Regions from separate parts of the Homo sapiens genome. Here region 2 is linked to region 1. A link is a loop called in an ENCODE intact Hi-C map of the cell type or tissue named here. Cell type or tissue: OCI-LY7. All regions are shown on one strand. Each heading gives the region's core, and the rest is flanking DNA. Links, peaks and the distances in the headings are about the cores only. Region 1 has its middle 50 kb from the start of CARD11-AS1. Region 2 has its middle 41 kb from the start of CARD11.

Region 1 (15,646 bases), core at 4,432-9,431:
ATCTCGGACTCCCAAAGTGCTGGGATTCCAGGAGTGAGCCACCGCACGGCCTCTCGCATTCCTTTTGACAGCCATGTGGTGCTCTGCCGGTGCTGGCCTGTCCTTCCGTCACCAGTCCTTGTTGGTAGACAGCCGTCATTTCCAGGGAATCACTGTTGAGCATCATTTTGAACAGTTCTTCTCTGCAAGATAGTCCCCCAAGAGGGGCCATGCACTGATTTCCTTGGAGGGAGCCCCACGGCCCTCCCCGGAGGGTGCACGCACACAGACGGGGCTTCGTGATGGCCACAGCAGGCTGGCGGCGCTGGCCTGGGACGTTTCCATTTCGGCCTGTCCAACCATAGGGGCAGGGGTCAGTGTGGATGGTGGACTCACCTGTCTCGGTTACACCCTAAGCTCTGGGAACCTGGTCCCAGGGCCGCTGTTCTTTACTGCAGAGTAGTGCATGTGGTTTGTGAACCACGGTGGTTCTTCCCCGGGAGAGTCTGGGGAGACGCTTGGTGCTGGGACCCCACCACCTCTACAAGATACAGACTGATCCCCACCCCCCCATCCTGTGAGGGACACTAATCCAGTCCACACAGGCCTAAAACCCACTCACCTTGTTACTCCCAAACCTGCCCCTCTCCTCCCCAGCCCACCCTTAACTCAGTCACTCAGCCAGAAACCCAGGTAACACGGGCACTGTCTCTCCCCTCTCCTCTCCTCTCCATCTGTACAGGCAACTGTACACACACATTCACAGCGGCACTGTTCACAACAGCCAGAAGGTGGAAGCCAGCCAAGTGTCCATCAAGTGGTGAATGGATACGCAAAATATAGTCCATCCACACAATGGAATATTGCTCAGCCATGAAAAGGAATGAGGCTGGGCATGGTGGCTTATGCCTGTAAGCCCAACACTTTGGGAAGCCAAGATGGGAGATGGCTTGAGCCCAGGCATTCGAGACCAGCCTGGGTAACATAACAAGACCCCATCTTTACTAAAAATAAGAAACAGGGCCGGACACGGTGGCTCATGCCTGTAATCCCAGCACTTTGGGAGGCCGAGGTGGGTGGATCACAAGGTCAGGAGATCGAGACCATCCTGGCCAACACGGTGAAACCCCATCTCTACTAAAAATACAAAAAATTAGCTGGGCGTGGTGGCGGGCGCCTGTAGTCCCAGCTACTCTGGAGGCTGAGGCAGGAGAATGGCGTGAACCCAGGAGGCGGAGCTTGCAGTGCGTCGAGATTGCGCCACTGCACTCCAGCCTGGGCGACAGAGTGAGACTCCATCTCAAACAAACAAACAAACAAAAAAAAAAAAAACAGGCTGTGCATGGTGGCTCATGCGTGTAATCCCAGCACTTACTTTGGGAGGCTGAGGCAAGCAGACCACCTGAGGTCAGGAGTTTGAAACCAACCTGGCCAATATGGTGAAACCCTGTCTCCACTAAAAATACAAAAATTAGCTCGGTGTGATGGCATGTGCCTGTAATCCTAGCTACTCAGGAGGCTGAGGCAGGAGAATGGCTTGAACCTAGGAGGCGGAGGTTGCAGTGAGCCGAGATCGTGCCATTGCTCTCCAGCCTGGGTGATAGAACAAGACTCCGTCTCAAAAAAAATAAAAATAATAAAAAACAAAAAAAATCTAGCTGGGTTTGGGGATGCACACCTATAGTTCCAGCTACCTGGGATGCTGAGGCAGGAGGATCGCTTGAGCCCGGGAGCTCGAGGCTGCAGTGAGCTTTAATTGTGTCACTGCACTCCAGCCTGAGCAACCGAGTAAGACCCTGTCTCAAAAAAAAAAAAAAGGGGGGGAACGAAATGCTGATACGCATGGCAACCTAGATGAACCTTGAAAACACTATGCTCAGTGAAACAAGCCAGCCACAAAAAGACAAATATTGTAGGATTTCATTTATATGAAATGTCCAGAATAGGCAAATCCCTAGAGGCAAAAAAAAAAAAAGATTAGCAGTTACCAGGCGTCAGGGAGAGAGGAATGGGAGTGACTGCTTCATAAGTGCAGGGTCTCTTTTTAGGGTGATGAAACTGTTTGGAACTAGACAGTGATGCTGATTGCACGGCATTGTGAATGTACTGAGTTGTACACTTTAAAATCGTTAAAATGGTGAAGTTTAGGTCATATGTACTTTTGCACCATTGTTTTTAAAAAAAAGAAAACGCGTGGGCCGGGCGCGGTGGCTCACGCCCGTAATTCCAGCACTTTGGGAGGCCAAGGTGGGCGGATCATGAGGTCAGGAGATCGCGACCATCCTAGCTAAATCTCCTGGCTAACACGTTGAAACCCCATCTCTACTAAAACATACAAAAAATTGGCCGGGCGTGGTGGCGGGCGCCTGTAGTCCCAGCTACTTGGGAGGCTGAGGCAGGAGAATGACGTGAACCCGGGAGGCGGAGCTTGCAGTGAGCCGAGACTGCGCCACTGTACTCCAGCCTGGGCGACAAAGCGAGACTCCATCTCAAAAAAAAAAGAAAAAAGAAAAAAGCATGAACAAAAGCGAATCTTTCCTTTCCCTCTGGCTGCAGGAGGAGGAAGGCCGTCAGGAGGGGCAGCCTGCAGGGCCCCCCCCAACTTTCCTTCACTTGTTCTAACATTCACTCACCGACCAATTTCAGGGCATCCTCAGGGTGAACATGCCCCACGGGAAGGGGTTCTGGTGAAAGGGTAGGAGAGGAACGATCAATTCCGCCAGGGGCTCAAAGCGGGAGGGTCAGAGGTGAGGCCTGAAGGATGAGTTAGATCTCACTGAGTGTGTCCTCGTAGACTGTGGGTAGAGGAAAAGCGAAGCTGAGGTTCGAAGCCTGGAAAGAGTGGTCAGGGACCAGTCATGGATTCAGCTAGTCATGGCCTTGGCAGAGCTGATCCATTGGGGAAAATACTGGATTCTTCCTTACCAGTTGAAGAGCAGTTACCGCTCCAAGCCCCACCGTCTGCCTCCCTGGCTCTGTGACCCTAATGGGTTTGTTGCCCATTGGACATAGCAGGCCAATACACCAAGGCATCAGCTTGCAGCAGAGAAAGGGGTTTAATCGCAGGGTCGCCAAACCTCAACTCCACCTCCCCGAGGAATTTGGGATTTGGGTTTTAATTACAAGTCAATAAAAATCCAATTCCTCTGTCACATGAGCCACATTTCAAATGTTGAAGAGCCTCATGGGGCTAGTGGCTACGGTATGGGGCAGAGCAGATTAGAGAACATTTCCATCATTGCAGATACTTCTATGCGCCTGCCCTGCCTTGGACAGTCGCTGAGTTCCTGCCATGTCCCTGGAACCACAGGGATGGGTCCAAGAGCCCAGAGATTTATCAGCCCCAGTCCCTATTCTCAAGGTGCTGACAGCTTGTTGGGATAGGCATGCAATTAAACAAGTTATTACATTGCCACTGGAGTTGCCCAGGTGCCAGCAAGAATGTAAATGAGTGAAGTGGACCAGAGTAATGCAATAGGGACAGGCGGGGACTGTGGCAAATTGGAGAGGACATAATCCACTTAAAAGGGACACCTGGAACTCAGCCTCAATTGCTTGGTGTCATGCAGGAAGCAGGCTCTTTCTGGCCAGAACAGATTGTTCAAGAAAACTGTTGGTTTTGTCAGGTAGGTTGCCTCATTATCACAAAATAGCTGCCACCAATCCAGATATCACATCTTCACATGCTGGTGCCCAAAGCAAAAATGGAGGGCCTCCTCCTCAGTTAGGATTTCTCCTTATTTTTTTTTTTTTTTTAGAGACAGGGTCTTACTCTGTCACCCAGGCTGGAGTGCAATGGCATAATCATGGCTCACTGCAGCCTCCAACTCCTGGGCTCAAGCAGTCCTCGCACCTCAGTCTCCAGAGTAGCTGGGACTACAGGCACATGCCACCACACCTGACAAATGTTTAAAAAATATTTTATGCAGACAGATTCTCACTATGCTGCCAGGCTGGTCTCAAACTCCTGGCCTCAAATGATCCTCCTGCCTCGGCCTCCCAAAGTGCTGGGATTACCAGTATGAGCCACCATGCCTGGCCAAGAAGCAAAAGTCTTCGAGTTCCTTTACTTGGTTGCTGGGCTGTGTTTCTTGGCTTCAGACACTTCTGAGAGACTGCCCTTGGGTCACACCTTTGGAGGGGCGGACAAGATTCATGGCCAGAAAGTGGACAGCCTCCAGGCCCCATGAAGACAGTGAAACTATCAGAAACCGAGGCCACACCCAGCCCAGACCAGCAAGAGCCGATTGTGGATACCTCTTCCCAAGTCCCTATTCAGTGACTTTACAGGGGCAGCTTGATATTGGCATGATGGAGGTGTTTATACCAGGGAGGTGGCAAAAGCCATGAATCAGGATTTTTCCCCAGAGAGCAGGGAACTTTTTTTTTTTTTTTTTTTTTTATGGAGACAGAGTCTCACTCTGTCACCCAGGCTGGAGTACAATGGTGCGATCTCGGCTCACTGCAACCTCCACCTCCCGGGTTCACACCATTCTCCTACCTCAGCCTCCTGAGTAGCTGAGACTACAGGTGCACGCCGCCACGCCCAGCTAATTTTTTTGTATTTTAGTAGAGACGGGGTTTCACCATGTTGCCCATGCTGGCCTTGAACTCCTGAGCTCAGGCAATCCGCCTGCCTCGGCCTCCCAAAGTGCTAGGGTTACAGGCATGAGCCACTGCGCCGGGCCAGCAGGGAACCTTTCCTAGCACGTCTGTCTACAACTTTCTCCCAGACAGGGGACACCTGGTTCTTCTCATCTCTGCCTTTCGCACAACGGGATCCTCTCTCTCCTCTCTGAGTCTGCTTCCAGTGACCATTTTTATACTCAGCCCGCATATCCATATGGCTTCCAGCCCAGTGCTGCAGGAGGAATCTGACTGGACCAGCAGGCTTCCGGCTCGACTCACTGCGGGACCAGGCAGGGTCACATGGCGGGAAGGTGGCTGCCCAGGCCTGTGCGTTCAGCGGGGTTGTGGGGACTGGCCATCCTCAGGGAAGAGGTCACCAGTAGGGGGCACACCAGGGACACCCACTCCCGAGATCCCACGTGGCCCACCCTACTCTGTGACCCAGGCTTTTCTCAAGACACATTTCATTCCCCCAGGCCTTCACCGACCAGTACGCTGAGGAGGAAAACACAATAAACTTCAAGAAAAACACCAGAGGGCTCATAGGGACATTCTGGCAGGTTGGAGACGCAATTCAGAGAGAGAGGAGGGGCCGAGAGGGCAAGTGGACGGCTCCCTGGGCAACCCTTCCTCAGGTCATACCTACCTTTTCTCCCGATCCACGGATTTCATTGAATTTTTGTGTGTTAAAAATAACTGGCAGGGTGCAGTGGCTCACGCCTGTAATCCAGCACTTTGGGAGGCCGAGGCAGGTGGATCACCTGAGGTCAGGAGTTTGAGACCAACCTGGCCAACATGGTGAAACCTGAAACCCCGTCTCTACTAAAAATACAAACATTAGCCGGGCGTGGTGGCGAGCGCCTGTAATCCCAGCTACTAGGGAGGCTGAGGCAGGAGAATCACTTGAACCCGGGAGGCAGAGGTTGCAGGGAGCCGAGATCGCGCCATTGCACTCCAGCCTGGGTAACAAGAGCGAAACTCCCTCTCAAAAACAAAAAATAATAGTAATAATCAGAAACTGAAAGCAGACGTCTCTTTTGCCCATGGCCAGCTCACGGTGGGGGGCCTCTGGGGAGCTGGGTCTAGCAGTGCTTCACCTAAGAGGTCAAAGGGCTCCCCCTCCCCACGGGCCTGAGTCCCTTTGCCATCGGCAGCTCCCCTCCTGCCCCGGCACCTGGCCTGGCCTCTTGTTATCAGATCTCTGTTGATGAACTAGAGCAGCAACCCCAGGGCTGGGATAGCCACAGCCCTACCCAGGCAGCTGCCTGTGTTCCCATTGATCTCCCATCACATCCCATTACCGTCACTGCCGCACACATGCCTCTGAGTGCCCGCTTTGGGCGAGCGGAGTGGGGCTTGCAGCTCCTTTTGCTTGAGGCCTCTGGGTCTTCTAACCTTGAAGGTGACCTCCAAACTAGGCAAAGAGAACGGTCCCCTCCAGCAGACAAGGGTACCTACCATGCACCTGCCCATTTACACCTGGTGTTTACAAACCCAGCACAGACCTGCTCCCCTGGTGACCATCATTCCTACTTTACAGATGGGGAAACTGAGGCTCAGGGGGGTCTCACATCTGGGAACAGAGCTGAGATCTGAAGACAGAAACCTCCAGCTGGGCACAGTGGCTCACACCTCTCATCCCAGCACTTTGGGAGGCCGAGGTGGGAGGATCACTTGAAGCCAGGTGTTCAAGATCAGCCGGGGAAACATAGTGAGACCTTGTCTTTGCAAAAAAAAGTTTAATTGGCCAGCGTGGTGACACACACTGTAGTCCTTGCTACTCAGGAGGCTGAGGTGGGAGGATCACTTGAGCACGGGAGTTGAAGGCTACAGTAATCCGTGATGGTACAATCCAGCCTGAGCCACAGAGTGAGACCCTGTCTCTAAAAGTAACTATAATAATGAACAGGGGAACTTTCGAGGGCTTCTCACGGCCGCCTCAGGGCTTACTTGGTACAAGCTTCACTGAGGTGTGCATCAGGTCCAAGGACAGAGGTCAAGGTCAGACAAAATTCAGGAAGACTGGAGTTCCCAGGTGCTCAGGAGGCAGTGCTGAAAAATGAGAGGGGTGGGGGCCGGACGCAGTGGCTCACGCCTGTAATCCCAGCACTCTGGGAGGTGGAGGCGGGAAGATACCTGAGGTTGGGAGTTTGAGACCAGCCTGGCCAACATAGTGAAACCCCATCTCTACTAAAAATACAAAAAATTAGCTGGGCGTGGTGGTGTGTGCCTGTAGTCCCAGCTACTCAGGAAGCTAAGGCAGGAGACTTGCTTGAACCCGGGAGGCAGAGGTTGCGGTGAGTCCAGATCTCGCCACTGTACTCCAGCCTGGGTGATGAAGTGAGACTCTCTCTCAAAAAAAAAAAAAAAAAAAAGTTTTTAATTAAAAAAAAAACTAAAATTAAAATTTAAAAAAAAAAAAAGAATGAGAAGGGTGGGCCACCAATACTGGTACATATGTGGGGGCTCAGCTCAGAGCCCTGGCCCCTCCTCCCTGCAGACCCAGATATGGAGAGGTTGGTCCTGACTGAGGGTCCCCAGCATGGCCCACTTCCTGCACTGCCCCTGGGGTCAACAAGGCCCCTGGTGCCAACAAGGTCCTCTGCACAGGAGCACCCCAACCTGGGTCCCTGAACTCCTCGGTATCGTCCTTCCCTGGCAGCCCCAAGGCAAGACAGCCGGGGCCCTTGGCAGGAAGCTGGGGCTCACGCTGTGGGCAGGAGCTGCAGCTGCGCCGGGAAGCAGGTGGGTGAGGCGGGGGCGTGGAGGAGAGAGAGGAGAAAGGATTGGGGGCTTTCTGGTTTGTTTGGCTACTAAAATTAGCTGTTTGTGAACAGGGGGCCAAAGGCTCACACCCTCTCCTCTCAGCACAGTCTGCTTTGAAACCCCAGGTGCTTGGCTAAAAATTGTATTGAAAGTTTCCACGCGGCTTGGGGTGACTGGAAATGAGTCTCTGATACAGGATTGTCTTTCTTCCTTATTACATGTCACATTCAGTTCTGATGTTGTTTTGACCGACGCTGTGTGCCCCTCCTAGCTTGTATGATGGGTGGGATACGAACGCAGGTATGAGGCTGTGAAATTGCATTTGCTTCTGTGTGTGTGCGAGACAGGGAGACAGAGAGACAGAAGAGGAAGAGGAGGAGGGACGGAGGAAGGGATGAAGAAGGAGACACAGAGAGGAAGGACCAAGGAAGGGAGAGAGAAGGAGAAGGAGGCAGGGAAGGAGGGAGGGAGAGACAGAAACAGGAAGAGGGGAAACAGAACAGAGAGAAAAAGAGAAACAGAAAGAAACACACACACACAGGCTTTTAGACCACTAGCTGCTTGGCTGTTACCAGCCAAGGCCCAGGTGGACATTAGGTGTCTTGTTTTTTTCTTTTTCCTTTTTCTTTTTCTTTTTGAGAGAAGTTCTTGCTCTGTTACGCAGGCTGGAGTGCAGTGGTATGATCACAGCTCACTGCAGCCTCGACCTCCTGAGCTCAATCTCCTGCCTCAGCCTCCAGAGTAGCTGGGACCACACACACGCACCACCACACCTAGCTAATTTTCTTTCTTTTTTTTTTTTTTAAGAAATAGGGTCTCATTATGTTGCCCAAGCTGGTCTCAAACTCCTGGGCTCAAGCAATCCTCCACCTCAGCCTACCAAAGTGCTGAGATGACAGGTATGAGCCACCACGCCTGGCCTGGGGTCTTGGTGATGGAGTAGCCGGGCCCCCAGATGTGCCATCCCATGTGATTTCACAGTGAGGAGTCCTAGGGTGTCTGTTGGCTGGGAGATGCCCATATTGTGGGATGACGTGGAGCCCCAGGGTTGGAAATGGCCACATCTGAGCTCTCTGACAGCTTTCTGTAAGCCCAGGGAGGTAACGTCACACTAGAAAGGCTGGGTGACGAGCCACAGGAAGTCACTGTGAGGACCCAGTGAGCCCGTGCAAGGGGACCCCCCCACATGCAAGGGGACCCCCACATAGGCACCTCCAGCCCAGCTGTTAAATGGCCAGCCTAGTAGAGCCAGGTCCTCTTGGCATCTCTGCTTGGATTTCCCCAAATTCAGTGTCCAAATCCAAACAAACCGCCGGGTACGGTGACTCACATCTGTAATCCCAGCACTTTGGGAGGCCAAGACAGGCGGACCACCTGAGGTCAGGAGTTTGAGACTAGCTTGGCCAACGTGGTGAAACCCCATCTCTACTAAAAATACAAAAAAAAAAAAAATCAGCCGGGCATGGTGGCAGGCGCCTGTAATCCCAGCTACTCTGGGAGGCTGAGGCAGAAGAATCACTTGAACCCAGAAGGCAGAGATTGCAGTGAGCCGAGATCGTGCCACTGCACTCCAGCCCGGGCTACAGAGGGAGACTCCATTTCAAAAAAATAAATAATTTTTAAAAATAAACCCAACACTTTCTCCCTGGAAAGAGGAAACCTGTTCCTCTTCCCCCTCCACCAATGGCATCCCCACCCACCAGTCACTCAGGCTTAAAGCCCAAGCCTCATCCCCGGTTCCCAGCTGAACCCCAACAGACACCTCAAATCCCCTGCTTCTCTCCAGCCCCACCCTCTGCTCCATCTGAACCATGAACTCCCCTGAGCCTCTGAAAGCCCAGAGACTCCCTTCTCAAAATAACATTTTCAAATGCATGAAATAAAACACACAGGATCGCAAAGGAAGCCAACTTTCTTATCAAAATATTTAAAGAGCAAATGGGTAATCCGGTAATTTGCATGCTTTTTTGTGTGTGTGGTGAGTGAATGTATTAAATCACAGGATTGAATAACAAGCTCTGGCAGTGGGGCCAACAGCTGTCGTTATTCTGGAGTTGTGACAAGCATGCTTGGTGTTTCACGCTACCTGCGGCAGCTGCAGTGGGATGGGAAGACCCCCGTGTTTCTACTGATGAACGTGTCCCAGGCGCTGCATCATGCCTCTGCAGTTTTGTTTTTTTTTTTCTTCCATTCATTCATAAGGCAAGGAAATGCTCACTTTCCATTAGGGGGTAGGGAAAATAAAGATGTCATTTTTTTTTTCCATTCAACATTCACAGACTCCCTGAATTCTCTATCCATGGATTCGAATGAAGAGCGCCCTGATGGAGGGATCTTTCTGGAACACAAATTGGAGTGTCACTGTGATGATTGAGACCTTCCCATTGGAAGCTACCAGAATTGCTAATTTTTTTTTTTTATTTTTTTTTTTGAGATGGAGTCTTGCTCTGTCACCCAGGTTGGAGCGCATTGGCGTCATCTCGGCTCACTACACCTCCACCTCCCAAGTTCAAGCGATTCCCGTGCCTCAGCCTCCCGAGTAGCTGGGATTACAGGCTTGCACCACCACGCCCGGCTAATTTTTGTATATTTTTTTTTTAGTAGAGACAGGGTTTCATTCACCATGTTGGCCAGGCAGGTCTCGAACTCCTGACCTCAAGTGATCTATGCACCTCAGCCTCCCACAGTGCTGGGATTACAGGCGTGAGCCACCACGCCCAGCCTGGAATTACTATTATTTATTTTTTTATATTTTATTTTTTAGTAGAGAGGAGGTCTCGCTATGTTGCCCAGGCTGGTCTTGAACTCCTAAGCCAGGGCAACCCTCCCACCTGAGCGTCCCAAAGTGCTGGGATAACAGGTGAGAGCCATAGCACCTGATCCCCTGCTGCTGGAATTAAATGAGAACAATCTGCCGTGCTTACATGGCCTGGCCCCTTCCAGAACCTTCTTCCTCCTACTGGCTATATTCAGCCACACTGGCCCCCTGTTGGTCCCCAAAACTCTTTCTGTGCAAGGCCTTAGTGGCGGTGTTCCCTCTGCTGCCCCCTCCCGCTTCCCTCCCCCCCTCCCCTGGTATGGGGCTCAGGCCCGCCTCGGCCTCCGCATTTTCTCCCTTCTCAGCTGCTGCATGGTTTTCTTGGACTGACCGGACTACCTCCCCGTGAAAGATGTGCCCAAGTCTGCAGTGGCCGTGACTGTAGCCTTATCCGGAAATAGGGTCTTTACCAATGTAATCAGGTTAAGATGTCATACGGGATTAGGGTGTGTCCCCAAATCCAGTGATGGTGTCCACGTAAAGAGGAGGGAGGCGGGGCACGGTGGCTCACCCCTGTAATCCCAACACTTTGGGAGGCCGAAGCAGGAGGATAACTTGAGGCCAGGAGTTCAAGACCAGCCTGGGCAACATAGCAGGACCCCATCTCTACAAAAAAATACAAAAATTAGCTGGGCATGGTGGTGCACACCTGTGGTCCCAGCTACTCGGGAGGCTGAGGGAGGAGGATCACTTAAGCCCAGGAGCTGGAGGCTTCAGTGAGCTGTTATCACACCACTGCACTCCAACCTGGGCAATAGAGCAAGACCCTGTCTCAAAAAGAAAAAAAAAAAAGAGGAGGGAGATTTGGATACAGAGACACAGAGAAGGCCAGAAGGCTGAAGAGGGAGGTAGAGGCTAGAATGACGCAGCCATGGGCCAAGCAACTCCAGGAGCCGCCAGAGACTGGAAGAGGCAGGAAGGACCCTCCACAGAGCCTTTTTAGGGAAGGAGGTCCTGCAGACACCTTGACCTCGGACTCCTGGCTCCGAAACTGTGAGGGAGTACACTTCTGTTGTTTTAAGCCACCTGGTTTTCAGTGATTCCTTATAGCAGCCACAGGGAACTCCTACCAGAATTTAAATGTCAAAGAGCAGGGACCCTGTCTTCCTAGGCACTGCTATGCACATGCCTGGTACCCAGTTGGTGCCTAATAAGTGTTGTTGAAAGAATGGATGTGTTCTCAAAACTGCAAACCTATGTCCAGGCGTGAAGCGTTGTTCTTCTCCTCCTGGGTCTCAGTGCTGACCACCGCCGGCCGCTCCGTCCACCTCATCACTGGTGTCTGCCGGCAAGGTTGGCTTAGCTGCTCCCCTCTCCGTCAGAACCCGCTCCTGAATCTCCTGCATCCACAGAGCCTGGAGCGTGTAGGAAGTGCTTGATCAAGGAATGTTGCAGAGACAGGGTCCTGGATAGGCAGACAGTAAGGCCAGAAAGCCCAGCCCTGCCTCCACCATAGACAACAGGACCAAGGTCTGGTGTGGGGAAAAGCCCTGAGCAGCCGGGGCCCACCATGGACATGCTCTGGACAAAAGGCTGAGGGCTCCATGGCAGCGTCCCCTCCAGCCATCTCACAGGCAGCCCTGACCTTGAGAATGGCCAGATACAGGCTGCTCCAGAGCTCAAAGCAGTGAGGAACACAGACCCTGAAACAAAACTAGAGCCTGGGAGGTCTGGCCCAGAAGTCACCTCCAAAACGAGCCCATCTGGAGAAAGTATTTGCAAGCTATGCATCCGACAAAGGACTAACATCCAGGATCTATAAGGAACTTAAATCAACAAGAAAAAACAACAAGGCCAGGTGCGGTGGCTCACGCCTGTAATCCCAGCACTTGGGAGGCCGAGGTGGGCAGATTGCTTCAGACCAGGAGGAGTTCAAGACCAGCCCAGCCAACACAGCAAAACCCTATCTCTACTAAAAATTAGCCAGGCGTGGTGGCGGGCGCCTGTAATCCCAGCTACCTGGGAAGCTGAGGCAGGAGAATCATTTGAACCCAGAAGGTGGAGGTTGCAGTGAGCCAAGAGTGCACCACTGCACTCCAGCCTGGGCGACAGAGCAAGACTCTCTTGAAAAAAAAAAAAAAAACTCCATTAAAAAGTGAGCAAAGGAAATGAACAGACACTTCTCCAAAGAAAACGTACAAGCAGCGAAAAAACATGAGAAAACGCTCAACGTCACGAATCGTCAGAAAAATGCAAATCAAAACTGCCATGAGAGAGCATCTCACACTAGTCAGAATGGCCATTACTAAAAAGTCAAAATACAGATGCGGGCAAGGCTGCAGAGAAGAAGGAACGCTTACACACTGCCAGGGGAATGTAAATTAATTCAGCCCCTGTGGAAAACAGTTTGGGGATTTCTCAAGGAACCAAAAATAGATTGGCCAGGTGCGGTGGTTCACGCCTGTAATCCCAGCACTTTGGGAGGCCGAGGCCGGTGGTTCACCTGAGGTCAGGAGTTCGAGATCAGCCTGGTCAACATGGCAAAACCCCGTCTCTACTAAAAATACACACACACAAAATAATAATAATAATAATAGATCTACAATTCAATATAGCAGTCCCACTACTGGGTGTCTACCCAAGGGAAAATAAATCGTTCAATCGAAAAAAACACCTGCAGTGGTATGTTTATTGCAGCACTATTCACAATAGCTAAGACATGGAGTCAAACTAAGCATCCATCAATAGTGGACTGGATAAAGAAAATGTGGTGCATATACACCATGGAATACTATGCAGCCATCAAAACAAATGATATCGTGTCCTTTGCAGCAACATGGATGCAGCTGGAGGTCATTATCCTAAGTGAATTAATGCAAAAACAAAAAAGCAAATACTTCATGTTCTCACTTATACGTGGGAGCTAAACAGTGGGTACACACAGACGTAAAGATGGAAACAATACTGTAATCCCAGCACTTTGGGAGGCTGAGGCGGGAGGATCACAAGGTCAGGAGATTCAAACCATCCTGGCTAACATGGTGAAACCCTGTCTCTACTAAAAATACAAAAAATTAGCCGGGCATGGTGGAGGGCGCCTGTAGTCCCAGCTACTCGGGAGGCTGAGGCAGGAGAATGGCATGAACCCAGAAGGCGGAGGTTGCAGTGAGCCGAGATGGCGCCACTGCACTCCAGCCTGGACGACAGAGCGAGACTCCATCTCAAAAAAAATAAAAAAAAAAAAAAAGATGGAAACAATAGACACTGTGATTCCAAAGGTGGGAGGAAGCGAGTGGGGGAAGGGTTGAAAAACTACCTACAATTGGGTTCACTATTTGGGTGATGGGTTCAGTAGGAGCCCAAACCTCAGCATTACACAATATACCCAAGTCACAAACCTGGACGTGTGTGCCCTGAACCTAAAATTTTTTTTTCAGACGAGTCTTTCTGTCGCCCAGGCTGGAGTGCAATGGTGCAATCTCGGCTCACTGCAGCCTCCACCTTGCAGGTTTAAGCGATTCTTCTGTCTCAGCCTCCCAAGTAGCTGGGATTATAGGTGTGCATCATCACGCCCAGCTAATTTTTTGATTTTTAGTCGAGACGGGGTTTCTCTATTTAGGCCAGGCTGGTCTGGAACTCCTGACCCCAGGTGATCCACCTGCCTCAGCCTCCCAAAGTGCAATGATTACAGGCATGAGCCACTGCACCTGGCCTAAAATAATTGTTAAAAGTTAAAATTAAAAAGCCCATCTTTCCCTGTCCTTGGAGACCCCGACAGCATAAAATTACCAACTACACAGACACGCACATTTGCCATTGGCGGTGAATGAGAATGAGGGAAGCTACACTGCAAACAGGAGCCATCTGAAGGCAGCTGCTGCTGGTCCGGGCTCCCCATGCACAAGGGTTGGGGGTACAGGGTGGGGTCCCTTTGCTGCAGTTGTCCCTCCTGGGGCTGAGCAGCAGAACCCAAGCAGGGGAGGTGGCAGCAGCCCAGCCATGGCTGGGATCCCAGTGGGGCTCCTGGCCCAGCAGAAAGAGACCTTGGCAGGCCCAATTCCCTGCTGCAATTTGGGTCACCGTTGAAGAACAGAACAGCCAGCTAAGACCCAGGGGCATCGCCGTCAGAAATGTGATTTCTCACCCCCCACCCCTAGGCAGCTCCTAATGCTGCACAGAGAAGTTGGAAGAGGGGGTTGGAGGCCGGGCGCAGTGGCTCACACCTGTAATCCCTCGGCCTTGGGAGGCTGAGGTGGGCAAATCACTTGCGGTCAGGAGTTTGAGACCAGCCTAGCCAACATGGTGAAACCCTGTCTCTACTAAAAATACAAAGATCAGCTGGGCCCAGGGCGTGTGCCTATAATTATCTGGGCGTGGTGGTGCGTGCGTGCAGTCCCAGCTACTCGGGAGGCTGAGACACGAGAATCACTTGAACCCAGGAGATGGAGGTTGCAGTGAGCCAAGATGGTGCCACTGCACTCCAGCCTGGGTGACAGAGTGAGACTCTGTCTCAAAAAAAAAAAAAAAAGAAGAATGAGTTGGGACGGAGGTGAACACGACACCCACAAACCTACAGCAGGGACCAGCTCGGGGTCCGAATGTCGGGAAAAATCTCAGTGCGGCTTATTGATCTGGGTGGCAAAGCATCAAATATCTCGGTTAATCTGGCACCGCTCCGTTCATATTCTATTGTTGTTATCAGCCTCCAGGATTTACGGGTGTTGTCGACTTGAATTACCATCAACGGCTATATTTTTCGAGGGATTTTCTTTTCTTTTTCCTTCTTCCTTTTTTTTCCTCTGTGTGAGTGTGTGTCCGTCGGTTTCAGCCAATGAATTTCTGCTGGGAAGACTTCTAGCACCCCCTAGCTGTGGGAAGGACTCCACTGCGCTCTGTGTGTGCACGTGTGTGTTTGGCTCCGTGTGTGTGTGTGTGTGTGTGTGTGTGTGTGTATGTGGAGAGGTGTACACACATGTGTGCACACACATGTCTGTGCACGGTGGGGTGGGGGGGTGTCAGGTCCATGGTGGGGCACACGTGGGTACCGGACCCTCACTGTGGTCCCACGCACATGCACAGAGACCCCACCCCGACTGTCCTCTCCACCCTGGCCCCCCTGGTGGCCTTGTTCCCTGCAGGCTATGACTGCCAGATGTCCCCCAGCTGCACCCCACCCTCTTCACATCCCCCCAGACAGGCCCAAAGCCAGATGGGCAAACCCAGGCCCCTGGCAGACCCTCCCTCTCAGGCCCACTACCCCACTTTTCAGCCAGCGCAACAAGGAGGGGTGACCAGGACCCCCTTCCCCTCACCCAGAGTTCTGCCATCCTTGGTGACATAAGTCTCCCAGGATTAAGCCTTTCCCTGCTCTGCAGAGAAGGTGCCTCCCAGCTCCAGTCACCTCACAGGCCACAGCTTCGTGCCCCAGCCTGCTGGAGCAGGAAGGTATTGATTTCCTTTCTGCAAAAGAACATGGAGTCAAGGGGCAGGCCCCTTGCACATTCTTCCCTCCCG
Region 2 (15,646 bases), core at 6,977-11,976, 190 kb before region 1:
CTCACCACCTCCTACATCCGGTTCTGGGGTTCTGGGTGGTGGGGCGCCTGCGTCCTGCTGTAGGGTCAGGACAAACAGGCATGGCTGCACAGCTGTGCTCCCCCTGGCTGGCTCCCGCAGGCTCCCAATGCCTTTGGGAGGTCAGCCTCTCAAGCTGAGTGCCCAGAAACTACACAAACCCCAACAGGCCGTGCAGGAAATGAGACCCACAGCCACGTCACCAGCCTCATTTTTGCAAGCTGATGGAGGTGGGGAAACCCTACCCTTCTTCCTTTAGCAGCAATAGCTTTTCTTTTTTTTTTTTTTATCATGCTTTTTTTTTCATACTTACCAATATTTTTAAGTTTGAGCTTCATTTCAAATTTTTGACCTGAGTAATGATGCCATGCACACAGTTTGCCCAATCTTTCCCCAGCTACCTCTTGGGTCCTATATTAGTATGCTGGGCCTGCCACGACAAAGTACCACAAACAGGGCAACTTAAACAACAGAAATGTATGGCCTCATGGGGCTGGAGGCCAGAGGTCCAAGATCAAGGTGTTGGTAGGGTTGGTTCCTTCTGGGGGCAGAGAACCTGCCCCAGGCCTCTCCCCAGCTCCCGGTGGTTCTCCACAATCTGCAGTGATCCTCGACTTGTAGACGCATCCCTCTGATCTCCACCTTCATCCTCACGTGTGCTCTCCTGTGTGTCTGTGTCCAAATTTCCCTTTTCATGAAGACACTAGTCATCTTGGTTTAGGGCCCACCCTAAGAACCTCATCTTGACTTGATTATCTGCAAAGACCCTGTTTCCAAATAAGATGGCATTTGCAGGCATTGGGGGTTAGGACATGATCTTTTGGAGGTTTAACATCGTTTGTGGGGACATGATTTAGCCCTGACAGGCGCCCTCCTTGCCTGGGTCTCTTCCGTCACCACCCAGTGCAGGCCGTGAGCTCGCTCCATCTGACTTAGAGAGCCCATCCCCTCCTCCACTCTGTACTGTCTCTGATCCCTTCTCCTGCCGGAGGGTGGAGGGGTGGGTGCCCCAGGAAGCAGACTCAGAGAGGGAGGAGACTGTGCAGGAGATCTGTCAAGGGGTTCTCTTAGGACTGGCATCCGGGGAAGGGAAAAGTACAGAATTAGGCAGGAAGGATATTGAGCTTTGAGGCAGCCTCCGTGAAGGCTTCAGACAACCCTGAAGGGAATCTGGAAATGGGGTGGGGAGACCCTCAGAGCTGAGTCTGGGCCTTTTTACCCCTCGTTGATCATGCATCAGCTGCTGGCTGTCCTGGAATGGAGTATGCCTCAGAGCCAGCACGTTCCCCACAGCCACTATCCCTGAAGGATGGGGAGCCGGGACTTTCTGCCAGCAGCCCTCCCACCACCCAGGGACTAGGCCTTCATTTCTGCAGGGCCATGTGGTGGGGGCAGTCCAGCCCCCTGCGAGCAGCCAGGGTGGCCTTTATTTTTATTTTTTTAAGATAGGGTTTCTCTCTTGTCGCCCAGGCTGGAGTGCAGGGGCAGGATTGTAGCTCACTGAAGCCTTGAACTCCCGGGTTCAAGCAATTCTCCCACCTCAGCCTCCTGAGTAGCTGGGACTACAGGTGTGTACCTTCACGCCTGGCTAATTATTTTTTGTAGAGCTGGGGTCTCACTGTTTTGCCCAGACTGTTCTCGAACTCATGGCCTCAAGTGATTCTCCTGACTCAGCTTCCCAAAGTGCTGGGATTACAGGCATGAGCCACCAGGCATGCCCCAGCTGGTCTTTCTAAAACACAAATTTGACCAAGTTACTCCCTTTACATCCTTCAGGGGTTCCCATTACTCTTAGGATAAAGACTAAAGTGTCTTAACTTGACCCTCCAAGCCTGGCCCTTGCCCCCTCCACATCTCTTCTTGCCCTGCGCCCCTCCCTTTCCACTCTGACCTCCTGCTTGCCATGAGCCCCCTGCCACAGGGCCTTTGCAAATGCTCATTCCCCAGCCTGGATGGCTTTTTTTTTTTTTTTTTTTTAAAAACCTAATTGACTCTCTCTCATCTTTTGGGCCACTTCCTCAGAGAAGCTCCCCTCCTTTTGAGCGAGTCCAACCCTCCTACTGTAGACTGTGAGAACACTGTGTAACTCTTCTTTGTAGAAATTTGTGGCTGGGTGTGGTGGCTTACATCTGTAATCCCCGTACTTTAGGAGGCTGAGGTGGGAGGATCCCTTGAGTCCAAGACCAGCCGGGACACAGGGAGACCCCTTCTCTACAGAAAACAATCTTTTAGTGGCACACACCTGTGGTCCCAGCTATTCAAAAGGCTGAAATGGGAGCATCACTTGGTCCAGGAGTTAGAAGCTGCAATAAGCTCTGATCAAGTCACTGTACTGCAGCCTGGGCAACTGAGTGAGACCCTGTCTCAAAAGATAAATACATTTGTGAGGTTTTGTTTTGTTTTTTGTTTTTTTTTTTTTTAAACAAGTTCTTGCTCTGTTTCCCAGGCTGAAGTGCAATGGCACCATCATAGTTCACTGCAGCCTCAACCTCTTGGGCTCAAGGGATCCTCCCACCCCAGACTCCTGAGACTCTGGGACTACAGGTCCACACCACTACGCCTGGATAATTTTTTTTTTTTTTAAGAGACAGGGTTTTGCCATGTTGCCCAGGCTGGTCTCAAACTCCTGAGCTCAAGTGATCCACCCACCTCAGCCTCCCAAAGCACTGGGATCGTAGGCGTGAGCCACAGCACCCGGCCTAAATTGATGATTTTTTACATTTGTTTATGCAATTATTTGGTTATTGTCTAGCTTCCCACTGAATCGTAAGTGCCATAAGAATAGGGCCATGTCTGATTTTTCTTCCCAGTTGTCCTTCAAGAGCCTTGCACAGGCCTGGCCCATAGTAGGTACCCTACGCATGAATGAAGGAACGAATGAATGCACTCATCAGTTAGTAACTCCCACGATGGAGCATTTCACGGGAAATCTGCAGTACATTCACATTCACTGTTTAAAAAAATAAAAAAGGAAAGAACTTGATATGTTCCTGTCCCCTGAAAGCTATAAGAGATTGGCTGTCCAGCAGGTTAACAAACAGCAGTGGGTCTTGAGAGACACGAGGGAGCCATTTGTCCCAGCAAGGATGGAATTTGCAGGTTGTGGGGATTTAGTAAATGTCCCCCTAGTGGACCGAGAAAGAATGCGCTGCCCCAAGCTGAGCCTGACCCGGCCACCTCCCTCCAGAGGGGTCTCCTGGTGGAGACGGGGAGTGGGTACCACTGCCGTCTGCCTGGAATGCAACCCAGAGATCTTTTCCAGCGGTTTGCGTTCCTGCCGGGCATTTCCCGGGCTAATATATTAAAAGCCAGAAGGTGGGAGGGCAGGGGTTACTTGCATGACAAATGACCCTCAGAGTACCATTCGTGTAGACCAATTGGAGCTGGCCATGATCCCGGTCAAGCTGCTAACGAGGTACCCTCTGGTGCCTCCCCACTTTCAGCAGAATCATTCCCTTCCCACCACATCCCATCATTCCTGCTTCCTGCTGGTCCCCAGACCCTTCGCTGACACTGTCGGCACCCCTCACCTGTCCCTGTGCATGGGCGCTGAGCTCCAGCGTGCGGTGTCTTCTGACATTTGCAGCCACCCTGCGAGGTAGGCTCTGTCACTCCAATTGTACAGATGGGTAAATTGAGGTCAAGTGACTTGCCCCAGCTTGAACTCTACTCAGTTAGTGGTCTTCTTGAAAGCCGCCCACTGGGGAGCTGAAATTTAAAACAATGGAACTTGTGGAGATAGAGAAGTAGAAGGATGGTTACCAAAGGCTGGGAAAGGGAGTGGGAGGGGGCGTGAGGGGGAGTGAGGAGGGCTAATGGGCACAAAAAAATAATTAGAAAGAATGAATAAGACCTAGTATTTGCTGGCACAACAGGGTGACTGTAGTCAAAAATAATTCGTACATTTAAAAGTAACCAAAAGAGGCCGGGCACGGTGGCTCATGCCTGTAATCCCTGTACTTTGGGAGGCAGAGGTAGGTGGATCACCTGAGGTCAGGAGTTCAAGACCAGCCTGGCCAACATAGCAAAAACCCATCTCTACTAAATATAGAAAAGTTAGCCGGGCATGGTGACAGGTGCCCATAATCCCAGCTACTCAGGAGGCTGAGGCAGGAGAATCGCTTGAACCTGGGAGGCGGAGGTTGCAGTGAGCCGAGATCATGCCACTGCACTCCAGCCTGAGCAACAGAGGGAGACTCTGTCTCCAAAAAAAGAAAAAAAAAGTAATCAAAACACTAAAATTGGTTGTTTGTAACACAAAGGAGAAGTGTTTGAGGGGATGGAGACCCCATTTACCCTAATGTGATTATTATGAATTGCATGCCTGGATCACAACATCTCATGTACCTCATAAATATATACAACAACTATGTACCCACAAAAATTAAAAATAAGATTAAAACAATGTCTCCCGTGAGTACTGGCTCCCCAACATGGGAACTGCGGCAGGCAGGAGTCTTGTAAAAATGAAAGGGTTTGAGGGTGAAGGTCTATTAAGAAGGCAGGACAGCAGGTATTAGTGCTTGGCATCTGCCCTTAGCAACCACCCTGCTTTCTAAAGCCTCCACCTAGGGCAAAGGCATGCTTGATGCTGGTCTTTCTGTAGAGCCAGGGCCTGAGGAGCCCCAGGGGAGGACACACCAGGTCTTTGGCTGTCTCTGCCAGAAACCTCTGGTGGTTCCATTGCACCAACGGCAATCACTCAGTCTCCTTTTTTTTTTTTTTTTTTTTTTTGAGACAGAGTCTCACTCTGTCGCCCAGGCTGAAGTGCAATGGCTCGATCTCGGCTCACTGCAACCTTTTCCTCCCAGGTTCAAGGGATTCTCCTGCTTCAGCCTCCTGAGTAGCTGGGATTACAGGCACCTGCCACCACGCTCGGCTAATTTTGTATTTTTTTTTTTTTTTTTTTTTTTTTTAGTAGAGATGGGGGTTTCACCATCTTGGTCATGCTGGTCTTGAACTCCTGACCTCATGATCCACCTGCCTCAGCTTCCCAAAGTGCTGGGATTACCCACGTGAGCCACCACATCTGGCCTCACTCTCCTTCTTTTTTGCATTCTTAGTTCCTGCCACACCAAGACAAAGCTTTCACCAGCCCTCTGAAGGAAGCTTACCCCATGTCAGGGTCTGGGGTCAGAATGACCAGCTTGCTCCTATTCCTGGCTCCGGGCATGGCCATGGACATGAGACAAAGACCTCCGGAGCTCTGAGTGTTTTTGTTTTGTTTTGTCTTGTTTTGTCTTTTGTGTCCAAGCCCTGAATGGCAGGTCAAACTAAGAGCCGGCTGACAGGGAGAAGAAACCCCTCTCACCCCCTGTGGCCTTCTGTTCCCAGCCCTTCTCAGAAAGTAGATGTTTATGCAGTAAATTCTTTCCTACCACATCATCAGTGCATGACCATAGCATTTTCCCCCTACCGATAGGATCATCCGTCAATGCCAGCAAGTGAAGATACAGATTTCCTGAGCTTCTGGCAAAACTCGGTGGCTGAAAGCACACACCTGTTCCAAGGAGGGTCTGCCAGGGTAGGACAATGACAGCATCACCCGAGAGAATTCCACAGGGGAAGGTGTGGGGCTGGGCAGCTCTTCCTCAAGGTGAAAAGAGAGAACCCACGTCTCCTGCAGCCAGCAGCCCTGTTCAGTGGCACCCTGATGGCACGGTGGTTGCTTCCACTGGGGTTGGAGTCTAGGCTTTCTCCCCCAGGTAAGAGGAGCCCACCTTGATTTGCCGCTGCAATCTAAGAAGCCTAGACATTTCTCAGGGAGAGAGGCAGGCAAGGCTACCATGAGAAGGTGTGGACATGGGCTTCTAAGACACGAAAATGAAAAATGACACTCTTCAGCTCAGCAAAATTTGAAAGCAAGACCACTCCTGAATCTCTCTGAATGCTTGCTTTGTAGCCTGCGGGCAAAGCTGTCATTTCAGACTAAACTCAGCCAGCGAGGAACTAATGCTGATAGTCTCATCATTTTCTTCCACTTCTCCTGACTTTTTTGTCTTGTTAATACATCGTAAGTAATTCTTCCTCGTGTTAACAGTGGCCTTGTTTCACGCCCCGGCATTCTGCGGGTGTGACATTGAGTTCTGTGGAAGAAGGTTCCACTGTCAAATTTAGATAAATGAATAAGGTGAGATCGTCCACATTTTCCCGGTCCCACACCTCATCTCAAAATATTAAGCCCCTGCTTTTCAAATATACGGTCGGCATCTGTGTGCATTTTGTAAGGACAAAATAGTAAATATTATCTTCCTCTTCTCTGGCCATCAGCTGAGGACATGCGGGAAGACAGTGTTGTAATTCTTCTCTTTATGAAGGTGAAAGGCATTACCTGCGGGAGATTAGCTAAGTCTGACCTTGACTCTCACGTGCTTTTGGCTCCATCTTTCAGCTATTTCAAAGAAGAAGGACTTTGAAGTGTTGAGGTAGGAGCCTGTATCATCTCTTTGCTGGTTTGCAGGTAAGTAGGCAGTACCCCTAGGCCTCCATCCGTGAATCTCTGAGATCCTCTTTACAATTTCTGAAACAAAAATGGGCTAAACCTACATTAGTCAGAACTATGCTCTCCTGACAATGGGCTCTGAAAAAAACAAACAAACAAAAACACCAAAACAGCTGACGCGGAGGGAAAATATCACTTCATTCATTGGGTTTCTGTTTGGGTTTGTTTCTTTCTTGTTTTTTTTTTTTTTTTTCCTTTTTGATCTATAAGATGCCAACAACTGATTTGACTGATTTCCTCTATTATTTCCAGAATGCTTAGCATTCTGAACACACTCGGGTTTTCGTATATTAATTTCTATTTTTGCTTTCATTGGGTTCATTTCAGAGCAATTTATCAGGTTTAAGCTGGAAGTTGTTTTCATCCTAAGAACCCTGGATTTAAAATCAGGGACCTGAATTCCTGAATCAGCCTTGTACATGTTTTTCCCAATGAGTCTTCTATTCTGAGCCCTGATTTTGTCGGCCTGGAGATGAGACAAGGGACAAGGGGCCTTCATACCTGCCTGCCTCCTGACCACTAAGAGTCCTTTGTAGGCTGTAAAGCTCTGGTCACCGCTCCCATCTATCACTTGGTGACCTCAGGATCCCACCAGTGTCACCCCTGACATGTCATTAGAATATTGTCACCTAAAATTCCCAGTTCAGTCTTGGTCCTCTTCTCCAACTCCGGGATTGTGTCTTCCTCTGATGTCAGGAACATGAAGGGGTGTTGGATGGGACAGGGTCACTGATGACACTGAAACAGGAGAACCTCCCTTATCCCCCTCTCAGGGCATTGTGACAGGAGTACGGCTCGATTCTTTGGTGCCCCGCTGCCCAAACCCCTGGGGGAGCATACAGACAGGCAGTTCGTGGGGAGCGTTTTGGGGCTCTGACCCCACAGCAGCATCTAGTGTTGAGGGGTTACAGCTCCCGAAGCCCCAGTGGGCGTGTGTTACAGTACACTCTTTCAGCTTTGCTGTCTGCAGGCAGCTTGTGGTCATCAGCTCAATTAGACCCTCTGCCTTATCGCAAGGACAGAGCGCTACTTTCTGTATCCCAGGTTCTTGCCTTAGAGTACCAGAAAAATCAGACCACACATGGGCTTGGAGAATGGGTGCAAGGTTTTTTGCTGTTGTTGTTGTTTTTGTTTTGAGATGGAGTCTCGCTCTGTTGCCCAGGCTGGAGTACAGTGGCATGATCTCGGCTCACTGCAACCTCCGCCTCCTGGGTTCAAGCAGTTCTCTGCCTCAACCTCCCAAGTAGCTGGGATTACAGGCGCCCACCACCATGCCCGGCTAATTTTTGTATTTTTAGTAGAGACGGGGATTTCACCATCTTGGCCAGGCTGATCTTGAACTCCTGACCTCATGATCCACCCACCTCAGCCTCCCAAAGTGCTGGGATTACAGACGTGAGCCACCACACCCGGCTGGATGCAAGGTTTTATTGAGTGGTGGAGGTGGCTCCTAGCAAGATGGATAGGGAAAAAGAAGGGGAATGGAGTGGGAAGGTGGTCTTTTCCTGGAGTCAGGCCACCCAGCAGCCGGACTCTCCTGCAGCCACCCCCGGCCAAATTCCCCTTGGCGTCAGCGTAGTTCTGCTGTCACTGGCTGCCAGCGTCTGCTGGTGTCTGTTGGTGTGCTATTCTGCTCCTCTTAATGTCCAGCTACTTGTGTCTGCGCTCGCTAGGGTCTGGGGTTTTTATGGGCACAGGATGGGCAGCGTGGTGGGCCAAAAGACAACTTTTCGAGTGTGAAAACAGAAATACCTGTCCTCATTCAGGTCCGTAGGCCCAGGTCCAAGGGTGGAGCTTTTGCCAGGGACACTGCCCTTCTCTACCCAGCACTTCTCTGCCCCCGCTTCCATACTACCACCTCCAGGGACTCTCTAGGGCCCATCATTGTCCCCCGTCTCTGCACTGTCCCACTGCAGGCCCCCTATCCCGGGACACCCACACCCATTCACCTCCATGTTCATCCAGACATGCATGCCTATTCCATCTGCTGTCACCACAGACCTTGGTGGCATCTTGTCCACATCAGAATTTCAATCGACCCCCTCCAGAACCAGCTCAGCATCTCACACACCCCCTATCAGGACTGGCATCTCTTCCTTGCTTCTGACTCCTTCTTTGTGTCCATGAGATGTCTGATTCTTCATTCTCACCAGGGCATCCTGGCCTGTCTGTGCTCAGCTTCCTGGTGATACCCAGACCCCCACTGGTTCCTACATTGCCCCCTCCAGGAGACCAACAGCTCCTGGTTAATGGTGCCATCAACACTCTCCTTGGGCCATCTCCCCATCTCTGTGTCTTCTAGGGTGTCTTCTCACTGTATCCATTTGATGAATTGCAAACTACACACTCTGCTTATATTTGCATAGGAAGTTGGTAATTAGCTGCAGAGCATTTTGTTAAACTTCTACATGAAAGATGGTGGAGGAAAATTAATTGCATCGTATTGTATTGTACTCCTGAGAGAGTGGCGCGCTCCCTGGCCCGGCTCCGATCTGCCCGCTATATTACCATCCTGAAAATTGCTATTCTTGCCTTTGATTACTGGGTCTTTTCAGCCTCAGAATTAGTTTTCAGGGTACAGAGCAGTTTCTACCAACTCGATCTTTTTTCAGGAGGGTCTTGTTTACCAAAGTTAATTTTGCTCATATTGCAACGTGCTTGAAAATAAGTATGAATCTTGTTTATTTTCAGTTGCTGTGTTCCACCAGCAAGTAGCAATTGGGACTAAATTACCAGCATTCAAGGAATGTGCTCACATATTTCAGAGCTGTTGAGAAACATTTGGCTGGACAAAGTCGAGTTCAAACAAGCTATAAACCAAACCAGGGTTTGGTTTAGGACATCCCCCCAGAGTGAGTTCCTTGGTGCCGCACCTCAGCTGGTGGGGTGGGCAGGGAGTGTTGTATTAGTTTTAGCTTCCAGAGCCAATCACAGTTTCACCATCTGCCTCTCCCACATCCCTGGCAGGCAGGCTGAGGACAGCACCCACTTAAATGGTACCTAGCCCATTATAAATGCAAACCTTTTTATTTCCTTGTAAATAAATCTCTGCTTCTTTCCAAGGCTTTCCTAAAGGAATGGGGCTGCCGAGGAGGGATGTTGTACTTTGCTCAACGCGGTTATTCTCAGTTTCTTCCCCAAAAGCAAATGGAGCGCTTCCCCCTTGTTGTCATGGCAATGGCAGGGTTGCAAGACAGAGGGCTCTAGTGCACAGCCTTCTTGAGACTTAGACTCCCAATGGGGTTGTCATAACTTCCGCTGTCTCCTATTGGCTGAAGCAAATCACATGATCAGCTTAGATTCAAGAGGTGGGAAACAGACCCCACCTCGTGGTAGGAGATGCTACCAAGTCAGAAAGCAAAGGGATTTAGAAGGAAGGGGGCACGGGGAGGTCAATGGACAGATGTCTATGGTGGGCTTCCCACTTGCTGGGAAAATGATCCCAGTAACTTCCTGCCCTCATGCGGTTTGCAATCCGCAAACGGCAAAGCGCACAGGGGCACGTGCACTGGCCCTGTGTGAGAAGCACTACTTTGGAGAGGAGTTCAGGAGTCTGAGAAACCAGAGCATGGCCACTTGCTTTTGGCTGAAGACCCAGACAGGGGCTTTGGGAGGAAGTGGCATTTCAGCTGCAGCCTGAAATCTTTTTATTTTTTAGAGACAGAGTCTCGCTTCGTTGCTCAGGCTGGAGTGCAGTGGTGCAATCGTAGCTCACTGCAGCCCTGAACTCCTAGGCTCAAGTGATCCTCTTGCTTAAGCCTCCCAGGTAGCTTTGACTACAGGTCAAATGTGCCACCACACCGGGCTCATTTTTAAAATATTTTCGTAGAGATAGGATCTCACTATGTTGTCCAGGCTGGTCTTGAACTCCTGGGCTTAAGCGATCCTCCCACCTCTGCCTCCCAAAGTGCTGGGATTACAGGTGTGAGCCACAGTGACTGGCCTGAAATCTTGACTCTTGCAGCCGAGATAGAGCTTTTCTTATTGGCCTCAAACCAGGGCTTATCCCACCTCTGTTATTTAACATGTATAGATTTCCTGGGATACACCATAAACCTTAAAAACCCTGTCACTGAGAATGTGGGTCAGTTCTGGGTTTTCCTTTGGACTTAATTTCAGGGAGGCATATCTTCCTCTCTGATTGATGGCTGCTTGGCAGGGCCTCCTAACTCTGTTTCTAAGCATTTCTGTCCTTCGTAAGTACTTCCAATCTCCTCGATCCCAGCCAGGAGTGAATACCCTGCCAGTGATCCCTTAGACACACTGGGATGCTTCTGTAACTGGGTGATCCTATGGTGAATCCTTCTGTAAAGCCAAGAATCATTTTATTTATTTACTTATTTACTTATTTATTTACTATTTTGGGGACAGGGTCTTGCTCTGGCACCCAGGCTAGAGTGCAATCACAGCTCACTGCAGCCTCAAACTTTTGGGCTCCAGCGAGAATTTGTAATGTTTTTAATGTGGATAATTGGCTTCCTGATTAATGTGGATAATTTTTTAGTGTGGATAATTGGCTTCCAAATTACTCAAAAAAAAAATTTTTTTTTTTTTTGAGGTGGAGTCTCACTCTGTCGCCAGGCTGGAGTGCAGTGGCACGATTTTGGCTCACTGCAACCTCCGCCTCCCGGGTTCAAGTGATTCTCCTGCCTCAGCCTCCTGAACAGCTGTGACTACAGGTGTGCACCACCATGCCCAGCTTATTTTTGTATTTCCAGGAGAGACGGGGTTTCACCGTATTGCTCAGGCTGGTCTCAAACTCCTGACCTCAAGTGATCCGCCCACTTCGGCCTCCCAAAGTATTTGGATTACAGGTGTGAGCCACCACACCCAGCCTGATCTTCTCTTCTTATAAGGACACCAGTCCTATTTGGTTAGGACCCAAACTAATGACCTCACTTCACCTTAATTACCTCTGTAAAGACCCTATATCGAAATGTAGTCACATTCTGAGGTCCTGGGGGTTAAGATGTCAACATATGAACTGGGAAGGGGTGAGACACAATTCCACCCATACCAGGGTGTTTTGTTTCAAAATATCACCGTTGGCATAAGTAAGAAATACTCTTAGTCAGTGCCAGGCACCATGTCTGCACTGGGATTCTAAGCAAGGACAAACCAGGTTTGTCCTCCTGGTTGTCAAGGAGCTCATGGGCTGGAGTGCTTCTTCATCTGGAACCCACACCAGGACCAGCCACACACATGTGCACCACACACGCGCATCCCAGCCTAGAACCTTCACTCCCTACCCCTCAAACTCAGAGTCTGCCTTTGCCAAGCAAATTGCCATTAATGTTTTTAATGTGGATAATTGGCTTCCCGATTAATGTGGATAATTTTTTAGTGTGGATAATTGGCTTCCAGATTACTCAAGCTGGTTTTTTTTTTTTTTTTGAGATGGAGTCTCACTCTGTCACCAGGCCGGAGTACAGTGGCATGATCTTGGCTCACTGCAACCTCTGTCTCCCGGGTTCAAGTGATTCTCCTGCCTCAGCCTCCCGAACAGCTGGGACTACAGGTGTGCACCACCACGCCCAGCTAATTTTGTATTTTTAGTAGAGATGGCATTTCACCATGTTGGCCAGGATGGTCTCGATCTCTTGACCTCGTGACCTGCCTGCCTCAGCCTCCCAAAGTGCTGGGATTACAGGCGTGAGCCACCACTCTCGGCCCAGATTACTCAAACATTTTAGCCAGATTACTCAAACATTTTAAGTTCAGATTCTTACATTCAAAAGGAAATGCTCAGTAATCCTCTAGACTGATGGCAAACTTAACCCTGTTTCTCTAGCCCCCTTTCTAAATCCAGGCCTTCTAAACCATTTGCTTTCTGACTGTGTAGCAACTCCCACCAAGGGATGGGGTCTGTTTCCATCCTCTTGAATCTAAGCTGATCATGTGATTTGCTTTGGTCAATAGGAGGCAGCAGAAGTTATGACATCCCCATTGGGAGTCTAAGTCTCAGGAAGTCTGTGCACTAGAACCCTCTGTCTTGCAACCGTGCCGTTGCCATGACAACAAGCCCGGGCTCTCTGCTGGAGCATGGGAGGCCATGTGGATCATAGCCCATCAAGGACCTGCCAACGGCCACCCAAGCTCTGGCATAGGTGAGCTCAGCCCGGTTCAGCAGAGCCACCCCTCCCACCCATAGACCCCTGAGCAATGATAAATGGTTGGGGTATATATTCATTTGCTAGAGCCACCAAAACAACATACCACAGACCGGGCAGCTTAAACGATAGAAATTCATTTTCTCACAATTCTGGAGGCTGGAAGTGCAAGATCAAGGTGTCTGCAGGGCTGCTTTCTCCTGAGCCCTCTCTCCTTGGCTTGTAGAGGCCATCTTCTCCCTGTGTCCTCACATGGCTGTCCCCCTGTGTGTGTCTGTGTCCTGATCTCCTTTTTTTTTTTTTTTTTTTAATTTTTTGAGTCATGTACTATTGCCCAGACTGGAGTGTAGTGGCATGATCATGGCTCACTGCAGCCTCCACCTCTCGAGCTCAAGCTATCCTCCAGCCTCGGCCTCCTGAGTAGCTGGGACTACAGGCACATGGTAGCATGCCTGGCTGATTTATTTTATTTTTATTAGAGAAGTCTCACCACGTTACCTAGGCTGGTCTCGAACTCCTGGCCTCAAGCAATCCTTTCTCCTCAGCCTCCCAAAGTGCTGGAATTACAGGCATAAGCCACTGTGACCGGCCTGATCTTCCCTTCTCTTCTTCTTCTTCTTGTTTTTTTGTTTGTTTGTTTGACAGTCACACTGTCACCCAGGCTGGAGTGCAGTGGTGCAATCTCGGCTCACTGCAACCTCTGCCTCCTGGATTTGAGTGCTTCTCCTGCCTCAGCCTCCCAAGTGGCTGGGATTACAGGCTCGCCAATTTTTTTATTTTTAGTAGAGATGAGTTTTCACCATATTGCCCAGGCTGGTCTCAAACTCCTGACCTCAAGTGATCTGCCCACTTCGGCCTCCCAAAGTGTGGGGATTACAGGTGTGAGCCACCATGCCCGGCCTGATCTTCTCTTTTTATAAGGGCACCAGTCCTATTGGGTTAGAACCCAACCTAATGATCTCACTTCACCTTAATTACCTCAGAAAAGACCCTATATCAAAATGTAGTCATATTCTGAGGTCCTGGGGGTTAAGATGTCAACATACGAACTGGGAAGGGGCGAGACGCAATTCAACCCATACCAGGGTGTTTTGTTTCAAAACATCACTATTGGCATGAGTAAGAAATACTCTTAGTCAGTGCCAGGCACCGCGTCTGCACTGGGATTCTAAGCAAGGACAAACCAGGTTTGTCCTCCTGGTTGTCAAGGAGCTGATGGGCTGTGAGTGCTTCTTCATCTGGAACCCACACAGGGAGCAGCCACACACATGTGCACCACGCACGTGCATCCCAGCCTGGAACCTTCACTCCCTACCCCTCAAACTCAGAATCTGCCTTTTCCAAACAGACTCCAAAGAAACACAGGAAGAAAGAGAGAAAACGTCCCACTCCCCTTGTAGCTGAACTCTCCGTCACACAATCAGCAGTTACATTTCCCTGCCCCAGGCCACAGCTTGTTCTGTTTTAATTAACTTGCCTTTTATTGAATTTCCATATTCGTCACCAAACACCAACGCATCTCTACATGTGTCTATGATGTCAGTGATCACACTGCGTGTCGCTCTGGGTCACGCATGACCTCTGATCATGGGAAGGAACAGTAAGGCCCACATTGGGAGTTATTTGTGCTTTGATCTTGCTTCAGTAGGATTGGGGTGAGGCTGCAGGAAGAAGGCATGAGGAGATAAGGGGGGTCTGGACATGCCGGTGGTCTGGACGTGCTGGCAGCCTCGAATCCACCCTCACTAGCAGCACGGGGAGCACAGACAGCCTTCAGGGCTTGGTTATGCTGCATAAAGAGTGAGACCTGCATGGCACTGGTGGCTGCGTGTAATGTGCACTTTATTCCTTTATTTGTAAGAGCAAGAAACTGAAATGGTGACGGGGAGACACAAAACGCACAAATCAAGTTGAAGCAGAGGGTTGCCTTCTCACCAAGTCCTTGTAGGGATAAGGCCGGACTGACAATAACAGAGTAAGGCCAGCGCTCTCAGCATAGACGTATATACTCTACTCCTCGCTTGGAAAAACTTTGGAGTCCCATCCGAATGGAAGGATGTCAGCTTCAGGAGTTCAGGGAATTTTGTCAGCTTGGTTCACTGCCCTGTCTCCCATGTCTAGAGATCATGCTTGGCACAGAAGACAATGCTCAATGATTTTTTTCCTTAATGAATGTTTTTCCTCTCTTCACGTGATGGTCTGTCCTGTGTTGTGTTCTGCAGACACGGATCTGACATGAGGATTGGGGCACCCCAGGAGAAACTGGGGAGGGAGTGAGGGAGAGCGGGGAGCTGGCAGGGAAGGGGTGGAGCCCGGCAAGGCTGTGAGGTCCGGGAAGGCTCTGTGGACTGTGGCTTCAGCCTGGGCCCATGGAGAGGGAGCACTGGAGGGAGAATTAGGGCTCCAAGTTGCCCTCCCGCCCCCAACCTCTTCACTCATTGGCCAAGTGTCCCTCTGGGGAACATCAGCCCTCAAGTACTCCAGCCACCTGTGCCTTCCAGGCCATCATCTCCAGGAGCCCGAGGGAGAGGTGAGGTGCAGGCCCACTGGGGGCCAAAGCATGCTAAAGTGGGGTCAGGTACACCCGGAAATGCAGAAGGGATCCACAGGACCCCGGGGAGAAGTTTAATTTGGGAATCTGCAAGCCAAATGGGAGTCAGTGAGTTGGTTCATTACCCCCCAGCGTGGTTAATTTTATGTGTCAGCTGGGCCAGGCCATGGTACCCAGATATATGGTAAACAGCAGCCTAGCTGTGGCTGTAAAGAGAATTTTTAGATGAGATGAATATTTAAGTCAGTAGACTTTGAGTCAAGCAGATTACCACCCCACTCCATAATGTGGGTGGAGGCTCATCCTACCACCTGAAGGTTTTAACAGAAAAAAGAGGTCGAACGTGGTGGCTCATGCCTGTAATCCCAGCATATTGGGAGGCCGAGGCAGGCAGATCACTTGAGGCCAGGAGTTTGAGTCCAGCCTGGCCAACATGGTGAAACCCCATCTCTACTAAAAATTAGC

What was found. Hi-C counts contacts between places; a loop is a spot of excess contacts. Peaks named below come from ENCODE experiments on the same cell type or tissue, not always from the same donor. Only the 100,000 strongest peaks of a DNase experiment are listed, where the experiment ranks them.
Region 2: it touches region 1 in a loop (2.7-fold over the local background); 2 of 110 quality-filtered maps call a loop at or near these places.

What each region holds. Positions count from the first base shown.
Region 1 is chr7:2,886,521-2,902,166 of GRCh38, reverse strand. No RefSeq gene overlaps it. Among named protein-coding and RNA genes, the nearest start is that of CARD11-AS1, 50 kb to the left of the region's middle. RefSeq lists silencers at 1,184-1,433, 14,896-14,955 and an enhancer at 4,793-5,294. In OCI-LY7, for the core only: CTCF peaks have their summits at 4,764 and 4,967 (motif pointing right); DNase peaks (open chromatin) are centred at 7,416, 7,926, 8,476, 9,376 and 2 weaker places; H3K4me3 peaks cover 2,338 bases; H3K27ac peaks cover 3,898 bases.
Region 2 is chr7:3,077,184-3,092,829 of GRCh38, reverse strand. No RefSeq gene overlaps it. Among named protein-coding and RNA genes, the nearest start is that of CARD11, 41 kb to the right of the region's middle. In OCI-LY7, for the core only: a CTCF peak has its summit at 9,741; DNase peaks (open chromatin) are centred at 9,789 and 10,149.